Linked DNA regions of Homo sapiens: region 2 is linked to region 1. The links are chromatin loops, found by intact Hi-C in ENCODE. Cell type or tissue: HepG2. All regions are shown on one strand. Links, peaks and the distances in the headings refer to the core of each region. The heading gives the core; the rest is flanking DNA. Region 1 holds the start of LOC105378724 (a long non-coding RNA gene). Region 2 overlaps PODN (podocan).

Region 1 (9,747 bases), core at 1,117-9,116:
GGGTTGAGTGTTTGGGTCCCTCACACACACATCACTGAGACACAGGCTGACTTTTTTCACTGCCACGTTCCCAAGTCCCCTCTCTTCACTGCCTTGTGTTGCCGTTGCTCACCAGCTTCTCCCTCAGCCTCGCCCATGCATCTCAGTTTTTTATTGTCAGGTAGGACAGGGGACTGTGGGTGGGGCTGTTGCCTAAGAGGATGTACTTCAGAGGAGCCTGGATTTCTGAGGCCTCACAACAGTCCATAAAGCATTGGAAATATAAAAATAGCCCTTCCTCAGCACCAAGAGGTATTGAGTCATTTCATCAGTGTAAAGTTTGTCTTCCTAGAGCTTGGATTGCTGGCTTGTGTTAAAAAGCAGAAGATGGAATCATCCATGGGGAAGATTCTGGGCATGGAGGATCAGTGGGCCACACCAATGTTAGGGCACCACTGAATCAACTTCTAAAAGATGTCAGGGTCAGTCATATGGGGATAGGGATGCAACAGCTCAGATTCCAGACAACCACACCTAACAGGGCTCCAGAAACTCAACAGGAAACAGTTGGGTTGTAGCCCTAGTTGTCATACTCAGCTCTGGGATCCTGATGGAATGCCAACCATACTTCCCTATTAACTATGGTTGAGTTATGGCATCTTAGGTAAGAATCCATTGGAATCTCTGGAAAGGAAGGGCAGTGGAGATGTGTGGGCGGCAAGCTACCCAGGTGCCGAGGCAAGAGACCAAGGGCACAAGCTGTTCCAGTGTAATAAAGAAAATATATACAATAAGAATAGTTATACTAGAAATAGATTATAGATATGATTATATATGAATATTATTAATCATTAGTTTATAGCATTACTCTTTATTCCAATATTATAATAATCTTTGTTCTACAATTATAACCTAGGAAAAACCAGGCCATACAGAGATAGGAGCTGAAGGGACATGGTGAGAAGTGACCAGAAGACAAGTGTGAGCCCTCTGTTATGCCCAGACAGGGCCACTAGAGGGCTCCTTGGTCTAGCGGTAGCGCCAGTGCCTGGGAAGGCACCCGTTACTTAGCAGACCGGGAAAGGAAGTCTCCCTTCCCCGGGGGGAGTTAGAGAAGACTCTGCTCCACCACCTCTTGTGGAAGGCCTGACATTAATCAGGCCCACCCACAGCCATCCAGAGGCCTAAACGTCTCCTTCTGATGCTGTGCTTCAGCGGTCACGCTCCTGGTCCACTTTCATGTTCTGCCCTGTACACTTGGCTCCACCTTCTAGATAGCAGTAGCAGAAATAGTGAAAGTATTAAAGTCTTTGATCTCTCCAAGAAATACATAGAAGAAATAATGACGTAAGCTGTCCTCTCTCTCTCTTCCTCGACTACCAAATAGGGAAAGGCTCCCTATTTGTCCTGTGGCCACGTGACTCGCGCGACCTTACCTATCATTGGAGACGACTCACACTCCTTACCCTGCCCTCTTGCCTTGTATACAATAAATAACAGCACAACCAGGCATTAGGGGCCACTACCGATCTCCGCGCCTTGGTGGTAGTGGTCCCCTGGGCCCAGCTGTCTTTTCTTCTATCTCTGCCTTGTGTCTTTATTTCTACGATCTCTCATCTCCGCACACGAAGAGAAAAACCCACAGGCCATGTAGGGCTGGACCCTACAGAGATGTAGACAGAACAGGAGAAATATGCTCTATCATGGGGCATGGAAGAAATAAATCGCTGTCTTGTCAAGACCAGACCACTGAAACTGCGGCCTTCCCGGAGCTGCTGCTTCGCTTCCAAGCACTCACTCTACACCAGTTGCACAGAGATAAATATGGAACATGGCACAGTCTTCAAATAGCAGGCAGACTCATAAACAATTATATGACAGTGCAATGTATGCGGCAATAGCAGCATGCCCAAGATGCTACCAAAGCACAGAGAAGGAATGCTGCTCCCAACAACCCCCTCAGTTATGCACGCCAGGAACCCGGGAGCCAGCCTAGACTTCTCCCTCACTCCACACACCTCGACAGTCTCCAGGTCCTCTTCATCAGAAATGCCTTTGGACTCGTCTCATCCCATCTTCCAAGGCCCTTGATATCTATTGCTCCATTATCGCTTGTCATCTCTGTCTGGACCTCATGGCTTGCCCCAGTTATGGCCTCATTTTCCATCTTCCCCTTTCAGCCAATTTTCCCCAACAGCTGTTTCTACTTGCTGTCTGCAAACACTCAGTTTCCATTCTCTGTTAAACCTGCTCCCTCAGGCTTGCGCACCCACCACTCCACCAAAACTGCTCCAGTCTTCTACATTGCTAAACCCAGTGATTCTTATCCTCAGCTTACCTGACCTATCAAAATTTGATGCACACCTCCCTCCTTCCAGTGCCTTCCTCCCTTGAACTCCAGGATGCCAAGTCCTTCTGGTTTTCTGCCTACCTCGCTGTCTGCCTCATTTCCATTATCTTTGTTGGTTCTTTCTCATCTCCTTAACTTTCAATGGGCTCTCCTCTGAATGAGGCTTACAGATCCTACTGTCTAACATTGAATTCTTCATGATCCCCTGAAAACTCATTCTTCCCACGGCTTTTCTCTTCTAGGTAAAGAACAACTCCATTTTTCAGTTACTCAGACAAAAAAGTTAAAATCTTCCTTAATTTCTCTCTTTCTCTCCACCCTGTATACAAATCATCTGAAAATTCTGTTTGCTCTACCTTCAAAATATGTCCAGAATCAGATCACTTTTTATTACTTCTACCAGCATAACCTGGTTCATGCCATCACTGTATCTTGTCTAAATGACTGCATTAATAAAAATGGCTACCATATATAGTGCTTACTGTGTGCCAGGCACTTCCCTTGTGCTTTGCATATGTTGATTCATTTACCCTTCACAACCGCTCCATAAGCTAGGTATCATTACACTATTACCCCAGTTTACAAAAGAGGAAACTGAAGGCCAGGGAGGCTGTGTGACTTGCCCAAGGTCACTCAGAGAATAAATAATAGAGTTGGTCTCCCTACTTCCACCCCGGACCCCCATGCAGTCTATTCTCACACAGCAGCCAGAATGATCCAAATGCAACATCAGTTACATTGTGCTCCTTCTTTACTCAAAACCCTGTGATAGCTCTCCATCTTATTCAAGTAAAACTAAGACCTTCAGTGTCTCTAATGTCCTACATCAGGGTTGACAGACTATGGTGTGCAGGCCATTCTGACCCATCACCCATTTTTGTAAGTAAAGTTTTGTTGAAACAGCCATGTTTATTCTTTTACATTTGGTCTGTGGCTGTTTTCACACTACAAGGGCAGAGTTCAGCAGTTGCAAGAGAGACCACGTGGTGCACAAAGTCTGAAATATTATGTTTACTGTCCGGCCCTTTACAGATAAGCTTTGCCAACCCCACCCTACACAGTTTGCCTCCTCCCCTGTCTCTGATGTTGCCCCTGGCCCCCACCCTGCCTGCCTTGATTCTGCTCCAGCCACACTGGCCTCCTTGCTTTCCCAAGATCTCACCAGGAACGCTCTGACCTCAGGCTCTGCCTTTGCTGTTCTCTCTGCCTGGAAGGCTTTCCCTGGGACCTGGAATGCTTTCCTCCCTCACTCCCTTTAGGCCTTTTAATCCTTTTCTCACCAGGGCCTTCGCTGATCCCCTTATCTAAAATTGCAACCCTGCCCACGTTCTCTATCCTCCTTCCCTGCTTTATTTTTTTCCCATTGCTTTTCATATTATCTGAAACACTATATATCATATTATTTATGTGTTTGTTGCCTGTCTCCCCCTAGTAAGGTGTAGGCTCCCAGAGGGCAACAGTCTTTATTTTGTTGTCTTATAGATCTCTAATGCCCAGAACAGTCGCTGGCACAGTGTGGGCATTCAGTATTTGTAGAATTCATGAAGGGATGGGAGACTTCTTCAACAGTCTGCTAACTAGTTCCCCTGTTTGTGGTTTCTTCTCTCTTCTAGTCCAACATCCACCCTGCTACTGGTAATCTGTCTAAACACAGACCTGCCTGTCCTTCAGTGACCTCCACTCCTGCAGGAGAAAGGCTCCTTCTCATGGCACCGTATGGCATTTTCCACCCGGCCCTGACCCTCCTCTCTAGCCCCAGCTCCACCTCCACTCCCCTCTCAAGACTTAAGGAAATAAGATGCAGAGCTGATGACTTGCCCAAGATCACACTACTGGGAAGTGATGGAATAGAATTTGAACCCAGACTGTCTTACTCCCTAGTCCATGAGCCTAACTACCAATCAAAACAACAGCTAAACACCCAACCTTTCACCAATACCTCATGTCCTTCTGTGATGTTATGGCATTCTCTACTCTGCTCTCTGTGCCTGGAATATCGTCCTCCCTTTTCTCTGCTGTCCACTTCCGTGCGTTCCTTTGGAAAACTCTCAAAATCTGACTCACAGGTCACCTCCTCTGGGAGCCTCCCTACACTTTACCTCCTCCTCTAGGCCCTGTCATGTCCAGATGCCCAGCACATGCCCAAATCCCAGCACTCACCACACGGCATGGAGGGGTCCCTATCGGCCCAATTTAAATGATAGGAATTAGAAATCGTGTGACACGCGATACTAATAAAGTCTGACTTGATGCCTACAACTTTGGAATAATGCAACTCTCACCAATTAAATAAAAAGAACTAAGGCTCACGTAATTTCGAAGCTGCCTATCCAAGTCCATTGCAAATAGCGTTTACATTCTTGCCACACGGTGGCGCCACTTTAGCCGGTAAGGTGAAATCCCTGACACGTCCTGTCAGTGATGTCTGAACCGGGGTGTTGTTTGCACACACCAAGTGATTGTGGTGGCTTTTATTCAGGTTTTATACTTTTAAATCTCTTTAAATATCTTGTAATAATGTCATTCATACATTCCATAAGCGGTAGTTCTATGACAGTGCTGAGAAACACTGTGGAAAATCAGTTAGGTTGGAAGGGAGGTTGTATGTTGGATGTGATGAAACCCCATGCCATGCTCTGCTGTTCAATGAGCAGGCAGCCCCCCAAAAAATAAGAGATGATACTGAGAATATAGGAATTATGGTTATAGATTGATGTTTCCCTAGAATATATTTATCTCTTTTTTTTGTCAGGGGAGGGGACGGGGTCTGACTCTGTTACCCAGGCTGGAGTGCTGTGGTGCGATCACGGCTCACTGCAGCCTCGACTTCCCAGGCTCAAGTGACCCTCCCACCTCAGCCTCCTGCGTACCTAGGTCCACAGGCACATGCCACCATGCTGGGCTAATTTTTTAATTTTTTGTAGAGACAAGGTCTCCTTAATTTGCCCAGGCTGGTCTCAAACTTCTGGGCTCAAGCGATCCGCCCACCTCAGCCTCCCAAAGTGCTGGGATTACAGGCATGAGCCATTGTGACCCCGCAGAATGCATTTCCATAAGAAATATTCTTCAGAAGAAACGTGCACTGAATGACGTGCACTTTGACTCCGGCCCTGCATGGTAAAGATTCATTTTTCTTGCTTTCTCAGCCATAAGCTGGGAGATTCCTAATGACTCGGCTACAGTTGAGCTGCTGCTTTGATTAGTGGTTAGGCTAATGGGCTAGGCAATCTGGGTTCAAATTCTAATTCCACCACTCCCCAGTAGTGTGATCTTGGGCAAGTCATCAGCTCTGCATCCTATTTCCTTATGTGTAACATGGCCACAGAACCGCCCTCAGCTCATGGGGTGCTGCGTGAGAGGTAAATGGAGCCAGTCTATGAGGGCTGAGCGCAGCTCTGGGACAGTGTCCCTGCTGGCTGGACATGAACCATGCTTCCCTTCTGCAGCCACATTAACCCAGCTCACAGCTGAGCCAAACTCCCAGACAGGGAAGGTTCCCATCACTTAGAGAATTGTCTCGCCCTCCTCTCTTGCCCTTTCTGACTCGGAGCTAGTGTGCTGACTGTGCTCATCTCAGAAAACCAATATGGTATTCAGCTCCTTGCCAATCCCATTTTGAACTCTGTGGGGAAAGTTTTGGGTTTTTCTGAAATAGTAGGAAAGGCCATTATAGCTCTGGTGGATCAAGGCTGGCAAGAAGTCGGCAAAGCCTTTGGGGACCTGTCTCTCCCGTTTGCCACGTCTACCTCTCCTTCCCTGGGCTGTTACGACCAACTCCTCACATCTCTGGAGACTTCACAAGGACCTGCTGCCTGACACATGGCACCCCGTGAGCCAGACCCAGAGTTCTCTCCTTCCCCCACCCTCAGTCAGAGCTCAGAGAGCGGGGCTCCATGGAGATGCCCTTGCTCCTCCTTCTCGGGAGGCGCTCTTGCCATCTTTGGGGAATAGGATATTTTAGGGACAAGTCAAAGGATGATAAAGGCTGGAAGGAGCTTACAGGGACACTGCTCCTCCCTCTCCTTGGAGTGCCATTGGCTAGTAAGATTTGAGATGGCCCATTTTGAGGGCTGAGGGTGGGAGTTGCTTCTGATTGCAAGACTCTGACCCGGAATCACTAAAGCAGCTGGGCAGGCCTGGAAAAGGGAGAACAGGAATGTATTAGTCAGGCTTCTCCAGAGAAACATAAGCAATAGGATGTGTAGATATGAAGACATTTATTGTAAGGAATTGGCTTACATGACTGTGGAGGCTGGGAAGAACCTCTTCCTGCCATCTGCAAGCTGGAGACCTGGGAAAGTCAGTGGTGTCGTTCAGTCCAAGTCTGAAGGCCTAAGGACCAGGGGAGCCTATGGTCCCAGTCTGAGAGCAGGAGAAGACAAATGTTGCAACTCAGGCATCCAGGCAGAGGACAAACTCAGCCTTCCTCTGCCTGTTTGTTCTATTCAGGCCCCTGACAGATTGGATGGTGCCACCCACCCTGGAGAGGGCTGTCTGCTTTACTCAGCCACCAATTCAAACACCAACATCATCCAGAAGCACCCTCACAGATGCACCCAGAAGTAAGCCAACTATCTGGACACCCCATGACCCAGTCAAGTTGACATGTAAAATTAACCACCCCAAGGAGATTTGCTCCTTAGAGCTTCACCTCTGCCAGGGTTCAGAACCTTTTCACTTTTTTCCCATGGACCCCCTATTCAGAAAGATTTTAGCTACCAAATTGCATTTTTAAAACAATCTCCTAATTTATTTCTCCATTGCACACATGCACATGGGTGAGTGGGTAAACCGAAGAGGAGTGTGAGGGAGGATTGTCAGAGCAGAAGGTGAGACAGGAGGTACCAGCCTTCCACTCTCTTGGATTCAGATGTATTGGTGAGGCAGGATAAGGAAGGTGAGGAGGCCACACTGACTTGTCCCCTGGTGTGAAGCCCCATGGGCTCCTTTCAAAGCAGGCCCCCCTTGTGCATCAGCACCTACCTGTAAGCAGTCCTACAGGCTACCGGCAGACCGCCAGATGGCTACAAGTTCCTGATACCTAGTACCACCTGAGAAAGAGAACAAAAACCCATTGTTCATGATGTGATGCAGCTTCCCCAATCTGTAGCCAATCAGCACTAAAACCCCAAGAAGCTATTAGCTACAAATTCCTGGCTTGTGGGGGTGGACTAAGGACTTCTCCTGGGTCTCATATGAGCAGCTAGGCTCAAGGTTTAACTTAGTGATTTTTCCTCATTTTAATAAACACACCTCTGGGTGATTTTCTACGCTAGTGATAACATGCAATGCATGTGAAAGCATGTAGATGCTGAGTGCATACACCAACCATAGGTCAGCCTTTGCACTTCACCTCACCAGTAGTTCATGCATATGTCTGTACAGCTCTCATAAAGGGAATTCCCTTGGGACACTGGGGGCTGTCTCTGCCTCTGAGCAGCCCACTCTGCCTCTGAGAGTGTACTTTCACTCTGCAATAAACTTCTTTGCCTACTCTTACTTTGGACCCACCCTCAAATTCTTTTGTGCGGTGAAGTCAAGAATCTGAGTCACCCCACCAGCCACACTGGCTTGGGTGATGCTCTGAAAAGGCCCTGGAGACCTAGACAGTTGCCCTTAGCTCAGCCCCTAACTGGCTGTGTGACCTTGAGCAAGTCACTTCTTTCAGCCTCAATTTGGAAGCTGAGGAGGTCTGATAGTGTCTTCTCTGCAGCTTCAGATGAGGGTTCTCCCCTCCCATTGCCATTCTGTCCCATCTGCTATGCTCAAGTTCCTGAGAGACACCCAGTCTTTGTCTCTCCCATGGATCCTTGCACAGCGTCCTGCACAAAGTGGGCACTTGGTACATTATTTGATCAATGAGAGAATGATAAAAGGAGCTTCCATTTCTGCAGCATCTCTCATGGGCCAAGCACTGTGTCAGGAACCTTTATGAATATTATGTCTAATTCTTACAACACCTCAGGATAGACATTTAAAACATTTTCTGCTGCAGGAAACTGAGTTGGTTATACATCTAGGTTAACACTCTACTATTATCACTGATCTTTGCAATGCTCTTCTCTTTTCTTGTTTTACTCTATACCCCCAATATTATGATTTATAATAAGAATTTTTTTTGTTCCTCATCCATGGTTCCTGACACAGAGCTCCTAAAACACTTGTAATCTGCAATGAGAGTGCTAGGTACATCTTTTGTTCTAATATTTTGTCTTTGACCCCAGTTTCTGACACAAAACTCCTAATCTCTTGGAATTTACTGGGTGATAGGAGTGTCTTTGTTCTAATTAGGTGACTTTTTTTTTTCTTTCGAGATGGAGTCTTGCTCTGTTGCCCAGGCTGGAGTGGAGTGGTGTGATCTTGGCTCACTGCAAGCTCCGCCTCCCAGGTTCATGCCATTCTCCTGCCTCAGCCTCCCAAGTAGCAGGGACTACAGGCGTCCGCAACCACGTCTGGCTAATTTTTTTTTTTTTTTTTGTATTTTTTTTAGTAGAGACGGGTTTTCACCATGTTAGCCAGGATGGTCTTGATCTCCTGACCTCATGATCCACCCGCCTTGGCCTCTCAAAGTGCTGGGATTACAGGCGTGAGCCACCATGCCCAGCCTACCCAACACTGTTTTGAAGAATTCTCCATGCTGCTCTGTGTACATCTAGTCCATTGCTTCTGCCTGCTGTCCGGAATTCCACAGGCGCATCCACTGTGGTTGACTTATCCATTCCCTGGTGGTGAAAACCTCCAATATCTCTCCTGTCTGCTACCACAAACACCACCACGACGAATATCCTTCTACACATCACCGTATACGCCTTCTGGGATATAATCCAAGAGCAAGATTGCTGGGTCCAAGGGCATGTACAATGTGGAGATTATGGCCCCAATTTTAGAACTGAAGAAATGATGCTTAGATTACACAAACAGCACTTGGGGATTCATTTCCAGAGTTTCCGCCTCCAGATGCTGTGCTAGTCCCAAGGTGTCAGCCCACCTCAGTGAATAACTAAATCTGGTCCATTCAGTGCAACAATTAATTTCCCTGCTATGTAGACCTCGCATCTCAATAATGAACTGAGATAAACTAAAGGGATTGTCTAGACATCTTGGCATGACTGTGACTTGAGGAACTCTTGCTTCTTTTAATTATTGACACTCTCTCACATGTTTCAGCAGAACACAGTTACAAGCATGCCCCATGTCTATTGTCTTACTCCCCTAACAACCCTATGAGGTAGGAATGATCATCATTTCCATTTTACAGCGAAGGAAACAGAGGTTCAGTATCATTTATTTAGCTGTAAAGTGGCAGGGCTCAGAATCAAATGCAGGCCTCTGAATCCAAGTCTAATGTAATTTCCACCACTCCAGTGCTGGTAGCCCAGGAAAATAAGCCTGTTCCCCATAGCCAGGCACTTGGATGA
Region 2 (9,408 bases), core at 1-8,000, 94 kb after region 1:
GCAGGATTCAGGAGCAGACCCCAGTGAAGAAAAGCCCAGGAGCCATTGCCAGGAACACCCTCCCGCAGATAGGGGGTCAGAGGGCAGGACAAAGCCCCAAACATGCCAGCTCCCATGCCAGGGGCCAAGCCAGCCAGAGCCAGCAGCCCCCTGGCCATCTCCTGCCAGCAGGAACCGCAGCCTCAAGCCCAGCAGGTCTGGAGCTCCTGAGAGGCTCTGGCGAGTAGAACCGGCCTTCCAGGCAGAGGCCCGGGGGAGAGGAAGACACAGGGGCCACACCGGCCTGTTTTAGTCCCAGCACTGCCACTGGGAACTCTCATGACAAACATAGTAATAATAATAGTCATGGTCACCATTGACTGAGTGGGTACAATGGGCCAGGTGCTGTCCAAGCCCGTAGTCGTTTAATCCTCCTAGTAGCTCTGTGACCCAGGTCTTTTTGGGACAAAGATGCTGAGGCACAGGGTTCAGGAACTTGCCAGGACCACTTGACAGGAGGCTGGAATCTAAGCCCAGACAGCCTGGCCCAGGGCCCTGCTGCTCAGACCTCCATATCCCTCGGCACAGCAGTGTGACATGGGTCAGCCCCGCCCTCTGGGCGTCAGCTTCCTCATCTGTAAAATGCACCCAAACACCTCCCTCATAGGAAGAACCAAGTGAGAGCACTGCAGTGCCCGCGGTCCTTACCTCCTGCCGGAGCAGCGCTGCAGAGGCACAAACACTCCTGGCGGGGTGGCTGCCTGGGGAGGGGTGAGCTTCCCGACAGAGGCCCCAGCCATCCTGGAGGAGGGTGCTGGGCAGACACCGGCCCCTCTAACCGTAGCTCAGCCACACTGCCCATCACCTTCAAGTGCCTGCTGGAGAACAACCACATCGACCGGCGCATCGCTCGCTTCGTGCTGCCCGTGGGTGCCACCATCAACATGGACGGCACTGCGCTCTACGAGGCTGTGGCCGCCATCTTCATCGCCCAGGTCAACAACTACGAGCTGGACTTTGGCCAGATCATCACCATCAGGTGCACCCTGACACTGCACCTGGGTGGATGGGGCGGGGGCTGGGGGCCTTGGGGATTCCCAGGCTCCCAGACTTGAGGGGTATCTGAAGCGAGCGAGCCTGGGCTCGGAGCACAGCAGGCAGAGGGCCAGGGCTGGGAGCTCCGAGCCTGGAGGACAGCCCGGGAGGGAGGGCATTGCTGGTGGCCACAGGGCGAGCGGAGGCCAGGGACAGGACTCAGGACCTTGGAGAGGCCGCCCGTGTGGCAGGAGCCAACGAAGGGGTGCTGGGATGCGGCTGAGGCTGACGGAGGCCTCACAGCCCAGCCAAGCACACAGGTCTGACCCTGGAGGCCAGGCCCCAGAGGCAGGCAGGCAGAGCCATGTGGTGGTCAGTCAGAGTCCCTGGGCAGCCCCATAGCAATATAGCTTCCTGGAACCCACAGAGGCACAGCTCCAGACACAGGTGTTTGCACAGTTCCCAGGGATTCTCCTGAGGCCAGGAATGGGGGTCCATGGGGCTTCAGGACTGTGAGGAGGGACTTGACCCCGAGAGCTCCCTGGTGTGGCATTCCTACCCACCCCCCGCACCAAATGGCTGTCCCAGAGGCCCTGACACTCAACCTCTTCCTTGGAGCCAGACCCTGACAATGCACCCTGCCCCTCCTGCTGCTCCTCTTCCCCTTCCCACCCCCTGCAGTATCACAGCCACTGCAGCCAGCATTGGGGCAGCTGGCATCCCCCAGGCCGGCCTCGTCACCATGGTCATCGTGCTCACCTCCGTGGGACTGCCCACCGATGACATCACCCTCATCATTGCCGTTGACTGGGCTCTGTGAGTGGACTTTGCCTCTAGCTCTAGCCCTCTGGGAGGGGCTGACTTCAGGGTCAGCAGGGATCAGGGTGAGCGGCTGAGTCCCTTCCCCAGGGTAGAAGGCTGGGGACTGCCCCGCTTGGCACTGTGGGAGTGCCCTACTCATTAGCACAGGCCTGGCTGCATAATTTGTGGGGTCCAGTGTTCAAAAATGAAAATGTGGAACCCAGTCCAAAAACTGTAAAGGCCAGGCATGATGACTCACGCCTATATGTCCCAGAACTTTGAGAGGCCATGGCAGGAGCATTCCTTGAGCCCAGGAATTCCAGAGCCCAGCCTGGGCAACACAGTAAAATCCCCATCTCTACTAAAAATTAGAAAAGAAAAAATTAGCTGGGACTGGTGACATGTGCCTGTAATCCCAGCTATTCAGGTGGCTGAGGCACGAGAATTACCTGAACCTGGGAGATGGAGGTTTCAGTAAGCCGAGATGGCGCCACTGCACTCCAGCCTGAGTGACAGAGCAAGACTCTGTCTCAAAAAACAAACAAACAAACAAACAAAAAACAAACCTATAAAGAATTTCAAGACAGAAACAGCAGAGGATTAAACCAAACCTAACCCTTCTAAGCATGGGGACCTGTGGAACCCACAGCTGCATGCCAAGAAGCTGCTTCAATGATGCCAAAGGGTGGGCTTGGGAGGAGCCAGGAAGCCATCTGGCTGCAGGCTTTGCATGACAGCTGGTCACCGGCCGTGCTGTACTGTGCTGGGTTGAGCACTGCCCTCTTCCAGCTCCCCTTCAAGTGCCCACCACTCACCCCCAACCTTGGCTCACCAGGGACCGTTTCCGCACCATGATTAACGTGCTGGGTGATGCGCTGGCAGCGGGGATCATGGCCCATATATGTCGGAAGGATTTTGCCCGGGACACAGGCACCGAGGTGAGAGCAGTGAGATCCAGAGGCTGCCAGGAGGGTGGAGCCACGCAGGGTGGGCAGGGCACCAGATCTTCCACCAACCAGCTCGGCAGCCTCCAGCCAATCCCTCCCTCCATGCCTCTGGGCCTCGGTCTCCTCATCCGTTACAGAATGACTGATTCCTCTAACATCTATTTATTGAGCACCCGCTGTGGCTGGCGCTGATATAGACACAGGAGGAACAGTAGAACAAGATATGATAAAATTCCCCGCCCTCGTGTCGGGATGGTCTGTCCAGTTTAGCCAACATGTGAGCATTTGTAGGTCTGTGCAGGCTGTGTGGGCTTCAGGCTCCTTCTACAGGCAAATGGAGAAGGCTGTCCCCACATCATGGGGAAGAAGCTGAGGTCAGGCAGGGGATCCACCAATTCCCCAGATGGACCCTGTGGATTAAGTCCCCTCCTCTACTAAGCCAGCTCCAGTGGGAGGCAGGACGCTTGGGAACAGGAGCCCAGGGAGGCCGTGACCTGCCGAGGTCACACAGCGTGTCTGCAGGAAAATCCATCTTGTGGTTCCTAGCCCTGAGCTCATTCTGCCCCACTGGCCCTCAGTCCTCCCTCGTATCTAACCTTGGTCCCTCCTGCTGCTACAAAGACCTGTTTCCCTTCACCAGAAACTGCTGCCCTGCGAGACCAAGCCAGTGAGCCTCCAGGAGATCGTGGCAGCCCAGCAGAATGGCTGTGTGAAGAGTGTAGCCGAGGCCTCCGAGCTCACCCTGGGCCCCACCTGCCCCCACCACGTCCCCGTTCAAGTGGAGCAGGATGAGGAGCTGCCCGCTGCGAGTCTGAACCACTGCACCATCCAGATCAGTGAGCTGGAGACCAATGTCTGAGCCTGCGGAGCTGCAGGGGCAGGCGAGGCCTCCAGGGGCAGGGTCCTGAGGCAGGAACTCGACTCTCCAACCCTCCTGAGCAGCCGGCAGGGGCCAGGATCACACATTCTTCTCACCCTTGAGAGGCTGGAATTAACCCCGCTTGACGGAAAATGTATCTCAGAGAAGGGAAAGGCTGCATGGGGGAGCCCCATCTAGGGAGTGATGGGCCCGGCATTGCCTGAGGCCCCGCTGTGACAGTTTCCCCGGTGTGAGCCCGGTGAGGGCGGCAGGCAGGGGTTATCCGGCCCCACTTTCTGGATGACAGACTTGAGGCTCTGAGAGCTGAAAACACTTGTCCAAGGTCTCACGTTAAGGTCAAGACACTAACTCAAATCTTTCAAGCCCCGCCTCTCCTCTTGGAGGACAGGGCAGCCTGCAGCTGTGTCCAGGCCCAGGCCCCACCCCATAACAGGTGGCCTCAGCCACACAGTTCTCCCCAAGGGGAGCAGCCCAGGGCCAAGCCCCGCTGCCTTCCCCAGGCCACAGTGCGTCCAGTCTCCTGTCCTGCCACGTGTCTTTTGCAAAGCTCCTTGGATGTGGAGACAGATGTCTTTACTAGAGCTGAAAGGCCCCCTTGACACATCCAGGCCAACCTCCCATGGAATAGGTAGGCAAGCCAGGACTCCGGGAAGGAGGTGCAGCCAGGATGCTCTGGTGGAGCTGCCGATGGGGCCCTGGTGTCAGAACTCCCCAAAGGCCTGTGCGTCCAAGTGGAGTCAGGTTTTCTATTCCTTTCTGTGTTTGCAAATTCAGTGTTAACTAAATAAAGGTATTTTGTTTTTCACTTCTTGTGGGCTTCAACACCTTATGCTAGCCAGCAAATATGATATTAGCTACTGGGCTAATTAATACAGGCGGCCAGAGTGCAGACGGGCCTGTCTGGGCAGCCAGGATATGGGCGGGCCTATGCAGGTGGCCAGAATCTAACAGGCTTGTCCATTTGGCTGGAGTGTAGACAGGTCTGTCTAGGCTGCCAGTGTGTGGACAGGCCTGTATGGGCAGCCAGAGTGCAGAGAAGCCTGTCCTGGTGGCTGCAGTAAGGACAGTCCTATCTGAGCTGTCACATGCAGAAGACAGAGTATAAGCTAGCCTACCCAGGAGCCTGTCTCAATAACCACAGGGCAGCTGGGCATCGTCCAGTGTGGACAGACCTCTCTGCCATGGTCTAGGCTCTGCTCTGCAGGCAGGGCCTTGAGATCAGTCCCCAAAGAAGAAACAGATTTCCTTCCCAGTCTGGCTCCCCGTGGTGAATGCTTTGCTTTAGACAGGGGCGTGCCCAGGGACATTTCCAGATGGTCTCCCTCATTCTCACACCCCAGGCTGCCTCCAGGAGGCCTGCAGGGCACACAGAAGGGCCCTGGCAACACAGCCTGTTCCAGATATGCCTTGGGGAGAAGATACAGCTCTGGGGTCTGGAGGGGCTTGCACCATGATGCCCTTGAAGACACTAAGGCCCAGGGAGGGGACAGGCCTCCCCCAGGTCACTCAGCGTCAAGAGGGCACCTGCTCCCACTGCCCCATTCCTGAACTCCTTCCACCCTCCTCCCAGGGGTGGAGTGTGAGGAGTCTGGGAAGAGCACGACCCCAGGACACCTCCTCCCACTGCAGGGCTGGGGGCTGCAGGCCTCCACGAGAGCATCCTTCCTTCCCTGAGGCCTCCTCACCTGGGAGAGGTCAGATGTCATGCAATCGGTCATCCCACCTTCATGCAGACAAGCTTAGCAGCCCCTTCTAGGTGTCACATCTCTAAGACCCCTTGAGCAATCGAGTCTGTCCCAGCACAAGGCAGGAGTCTGCTCTTTAGTGGACTTGGCAGGAGCATCCTTACACACCTCCAGCAGCAGGGAGGTCACCACTTCCCGAGCATCTCAACCCACAGTGGGGCAGCTCTGCCCATCAGAGGCTCTTCTTAGCTCAGAGCTGGGTACCACCTCCCGGTGGCAGCTCTCCCACTGGGGTGGGAAGCACACTGGGTGCATCTGTTAGCTCTTTCCTGGAAAGGTCTGCGGAGACCTGGGCCCCCAAGTCGGCTCTGCTCCAGCTCCCAGGCCTGCCTCCAGTCCCCTGCTCTCCTCTAGAACCCACTAGTAACACCCTGTCAGTGCAAAGGTGACCCATGACCCTCCAGGTGAGCCCTTAACAGGCCCAAAGCCCATGAGGTCCTTTGCTTGGATGCTCCACCTCTGGGAATGCACAGCAAGCTCACAGGCCGCGTGTGCTGGTTCAGGCCTCACCTACTATTCCCGAGTGGGCCATCTGCACACACCTCAGGCCCCCTCGCCTGAGGCTATGCCCTGTTCTCCCAGGATGCCTGCCTGTGCAGCTACTCTGCGGGCCCCGAGAACTGGACTTTCCACTGATGTCTGCTGTTCTGGCCAGGGCGCTGAGGGGCTTGTATCCTGCCCCCTCCACCCGGCACCAGGCCAGCACCTGGCAGGAAGCAAGCACAGACATAGCCACAGGCTGCAGGGATAGGGATAATGCTTTTATATTAGTTTTTCTATAACAAGAAAAATCAGCTTTGAGATTTTTATCATTTTTTTCCTTAGAAAAGAATAAAAAATAAAGGCACCCGGAACTTCCCCCACAGGCCTGAAGAACAAAGGTGTCTCCTAGGTGCAGCTGGGTCCTTCCTCCCTGGCTCAGCCCAGCCCCATCACCTCTGCTTCACTCCTGCCCCAAGGCCCCAGCAGCACCCAGGGGGCTCTCCCATCCTGCCTCCACTGGGCTTGCCCATTGGAAAAGTGCCTGTGTCCTGCCAGGGCGTGGCAGGGAGGGACTCTTAGCAGAGTGACTGCCCAGCACCTGGAGGAGCAGGGTGGGCCAGGCCAGGCCAGCAGTCCTGAAGGCTCCTGTCCCCATAGGATGGGAAAGGAATAAAAGCCAGCTTTTGTGAGTTCCAGAGGGTGGCAGGCACCTGGCCACAGAGCATGGATACCCTTGTGTCTTCTCCAGGGAACGGACGGACAGATGGACAGGGCAGACGGCGAGCTGCTATGGCTGATTCTGGCTGGGGCAAGAGCTGTCTGTGGCATAGGCTTTGGAGGGCTGTTCGCACATGACTTGTGCATGTGTGTGTGTGTGGTGTGTATGCATACGCATACACATGTCAGCAGGGGGAGGGAATGGGTGCCTGTGTGTGCCAGGGCAGGGGCAGACCCTTCCCTGCATGATTCAGAGGGCGTGGCAGCGGTAGTGGGGGTGTGACAGAGACTGTGGTGGTTTGGAGGGTAGTTGTGTGTGGCTGAGCTGGGTGTTTGAGGGTGTGATGTGTGTGCATGTGTCTGGCCGTGGGACACGCCGTGGGAAGGGGTGGGGATATGAGACTGTGTCAGCCCGTGTCATGTGGGATGCCTCATGTGTGCAGCTGGGTGTGTCTGTGTGAGCACGGCAGAGTGGGGGGCTCACAGCACACAGGCGTGTGCTGCAGAAAAGAGTCCGGCGGTCCATCGTCCTGTGGAACATGTAAGAGAGTCAGGGGCCAGCTCAGGGCAGACCCACCAGCCCAAGCAGCCTGAGGGGACCTGCTGTGGGGAGCCCTGCTGGAGGGGGCTCTGGAAAGGCCAGGCTACTATGAGTAGGGAGGGAGCGTTGGCCCTGGGAGCCCAGAGCCAGCGGGGTGCCAGAAGGCCTTTGGGTCCCACCAGCCACTCCCCAGGGCTTCTCCCAGAGCCCCACTCAACTGACCTGAGATGGGGCAGATTCTCACCCACCCCAGGACTCCACAGCCCCTCATGAGGGCTGTGGTGTCCCCACTGGATGGCCAGTCACCCTGTCACCCACCCCAACTCTGTGTGAGGACAACACCTCAGAGAACCAGCTCTACCTTCATACTCCCGGGCCCTGGGAGCTGGGGAAGGTGACCCCCAAGCTCAGCCTCTTGCCAGCCCCTCCACACTTGCGGATACCCAACTCTGTGCACACTCTTCTCTCACCATCAACTTGCGCCCTTCTCCCAGCTCCCTCTGTCACCCACCCAAGTGGCCCTCAACAGCCCCCTCTGGTTCCTCTTCGTCCCAGGCCCTACTTCAGTCAACACTCAACAGTGGCCCGGCAGCCCCTCCCACGGCTACGTCCTGGCCCTGTGACCCCCAGCCTGGCTCACTCCTCACCAGCTCTCCTCTCTCCTCCGACCACACAGCCGCTCCTGGCTCCTCTCCAATGTCTTTCTCTGAGTCCCTGCCCACCAGCCCTCCTATCTGCACCTCCTTCCCTACCCAACCTGACCCCAGGACCCATGCCTGCAGCCAGCCTCCGGCCAACACACTCCCTTGTTCCTTGCCCTCCTGTCCTGAACTCTTGGCTGAAAAACTCAGCTGTGGGTGGATCCACCTGTCCATTTTCTCCATACCTTTGGTCTGCGGAGAACCTCCCTGCTGCACAGAGAAAACGGAAGACTGGAGGGATCCGGCTGACATGGCTTCACATCTGGCCACCAAGCCACCAATCTGCCTGTGACAGCAGCCACCCTGCCCTTTGTTCCTCCTGCTAAAGCCAGCAACTTCTACCATTCCCACAGGGGCCCTCAAAGCCAGCTCTTTCCTACATCGGTGACTCCCCCTCCAGGCCAGCCTCTTCCCACCAGCACCCAAGCCAGCCCCCTCCTTTAAGAGGGTGCGTGTGGAAGATGCATGTGTGTGTCGGGGCATCTTGCCAGAGCCCCTCACACAGGGCTCCCCTCGAGAGGCCTTTGCTTCCTGTGAGGCTCAGAAAATGAGCGTTTCCTGAACTTCACACTCCATTCCCACCTCTGCCCTCTCTCATCTCTCACAGCCAAACTTCTCAAAAGGCTGGTCTGCAGTGCCTGGACCCACTTCCTTTCCAGCTGCTCTTCTCATCCCAGCTTCCCCTGCTGCTACAAAGTCACAGACAGCCTCCAGGTGGAAAAATCCAGTGGGCGCTCCGCAGTGGTCAGCTCCCTCAGTGCTCAGTTCCCTCAGCCCCTCAGCAGCACTGACACAGCCAAGTCCCCACTTCTAGACAGGCCTGTGCATGCACGCATCATGTGTACATGTGTGCATGCAGGTGTGCATGTAAGGGCCCGTATACGTGGGTACGCATGGGTGTTTTGTGTGCATGTACTCACATGCATGTACACACGTGTGTGCACGTATGTACATAGTCTAGGCATGCAAATGTGTCATGGGGTACAAGCATGTATGTGTGTCTGTGTGCATGTGTGTGGTGTGTGTGTTCTGCCTGTGCATGGTTTGTGGATGTGTGTACATGTTGAGACGTGTGTGCACATGAATGTATGTGTGTTGGTGCATCCGTGTGCATTTGTGTGCATGTGCACATGTAGGTGCCTGTGTTACATACATGTGCAAATGCCCTCTGCCCACGGCAGTCTGGGGTTTTCCTACCTCCTTTCCTAACTGCTCTGTCTCAGTCACCTGCCCCCCTCACTCACTCTCCCATGGCAAGCTTCCCCAGCCCCCTGCAGCTTGAGTGATTGTTTCAAGGCTAACAATGCCTGGATCCCTCTCTCCAGACCAGACCTCACTCCTGAGCCCCGACCCACATGTCCAGTGCCCCCCGGTCACTCCCGTGACAGCACCCTCATGCTGGGTGAGAATCTTCTGGAAGGTGTGGGCCTCCCGTAGGCTTCAACCTTTCACCCACGGCCTGGTACATCCCAAGTGCTCTTATAAATTTGCTAAATGGGTGGATGAAGCAGAGGCGAGAGGGTGAAGAATGGACAGAAAGACCCTCTACCAGGGTCAGGAAGGGGAAAATGCAGGGAGC

Evidence for each region. A loop is a pair of places that touch in the nucleus more often than their neighbours do. Peaks named below come from ENCODE experiments on the same cell type or tissue, not always from the same donor. Only the 100,000 strongest peaks of a DNase experiment are listed, where the experiment ranks them.
Region 2: a loop joins it to region 1, with 2.7 times the contacts of the local background. A loop is called at or near these places in 6 of 110 quality-filtered maps.

What each region holds. Positions count from the first base shown.
Region 1 is chr1:53,177,149-53,186,895 of GRCh38, reverse strand. LOC105378724 (a long non-coding RNA gene) reads right to left here and starts at 6,453. Exons shown (of 3, transcript XR_947347.2): 1 at 6,330-6,453. It also overlaps the pseudogene CPT2P1. RefSeq lists an enhancer at 4,763-4,812. In HepG2, for the core only: a CTCF peak has its summit at 4,691 (motif pointing right); DNase peaks (open chromatin) are centred at 3,305 and 4,705; H3K4me3 peaks cover 1,983 bases; H3K27me3 peaks cover 390 bases.
Region 2 is chr1:53,082,222-53,091,629 of GRCh38, reverse strand. It overlaps PODN (podocan), which reads right to left. Exons shown (of 11, transcript NM_153703.5): 11 at 6,136-7,117. It overlaps SLC1A7 (solute carrier family 1 member 7), which reads left to right. Exons shown (of 11, transcript NM_006671.6): 8 at 824-1,018; 9 at 1,696-1,830; 10 at 2,651-2,753; 11 at 3,403-4,447. The coding sequence ends at 3,621. Among named protein-coding and RNA genes, the nearest start is that of PODN, 25 kb to the right of the region's middle. RefSeq lists an enhancer at 9,370-9,408. In HepG2, for the core only: a CTCF peak has its summit at 3,678 (motif pointing right); a DNase peak (open chromatin) is centred at 1,839; H3K4me3 peaks cover 309 bases; H3K27me3 peaks cover 3,934 bases.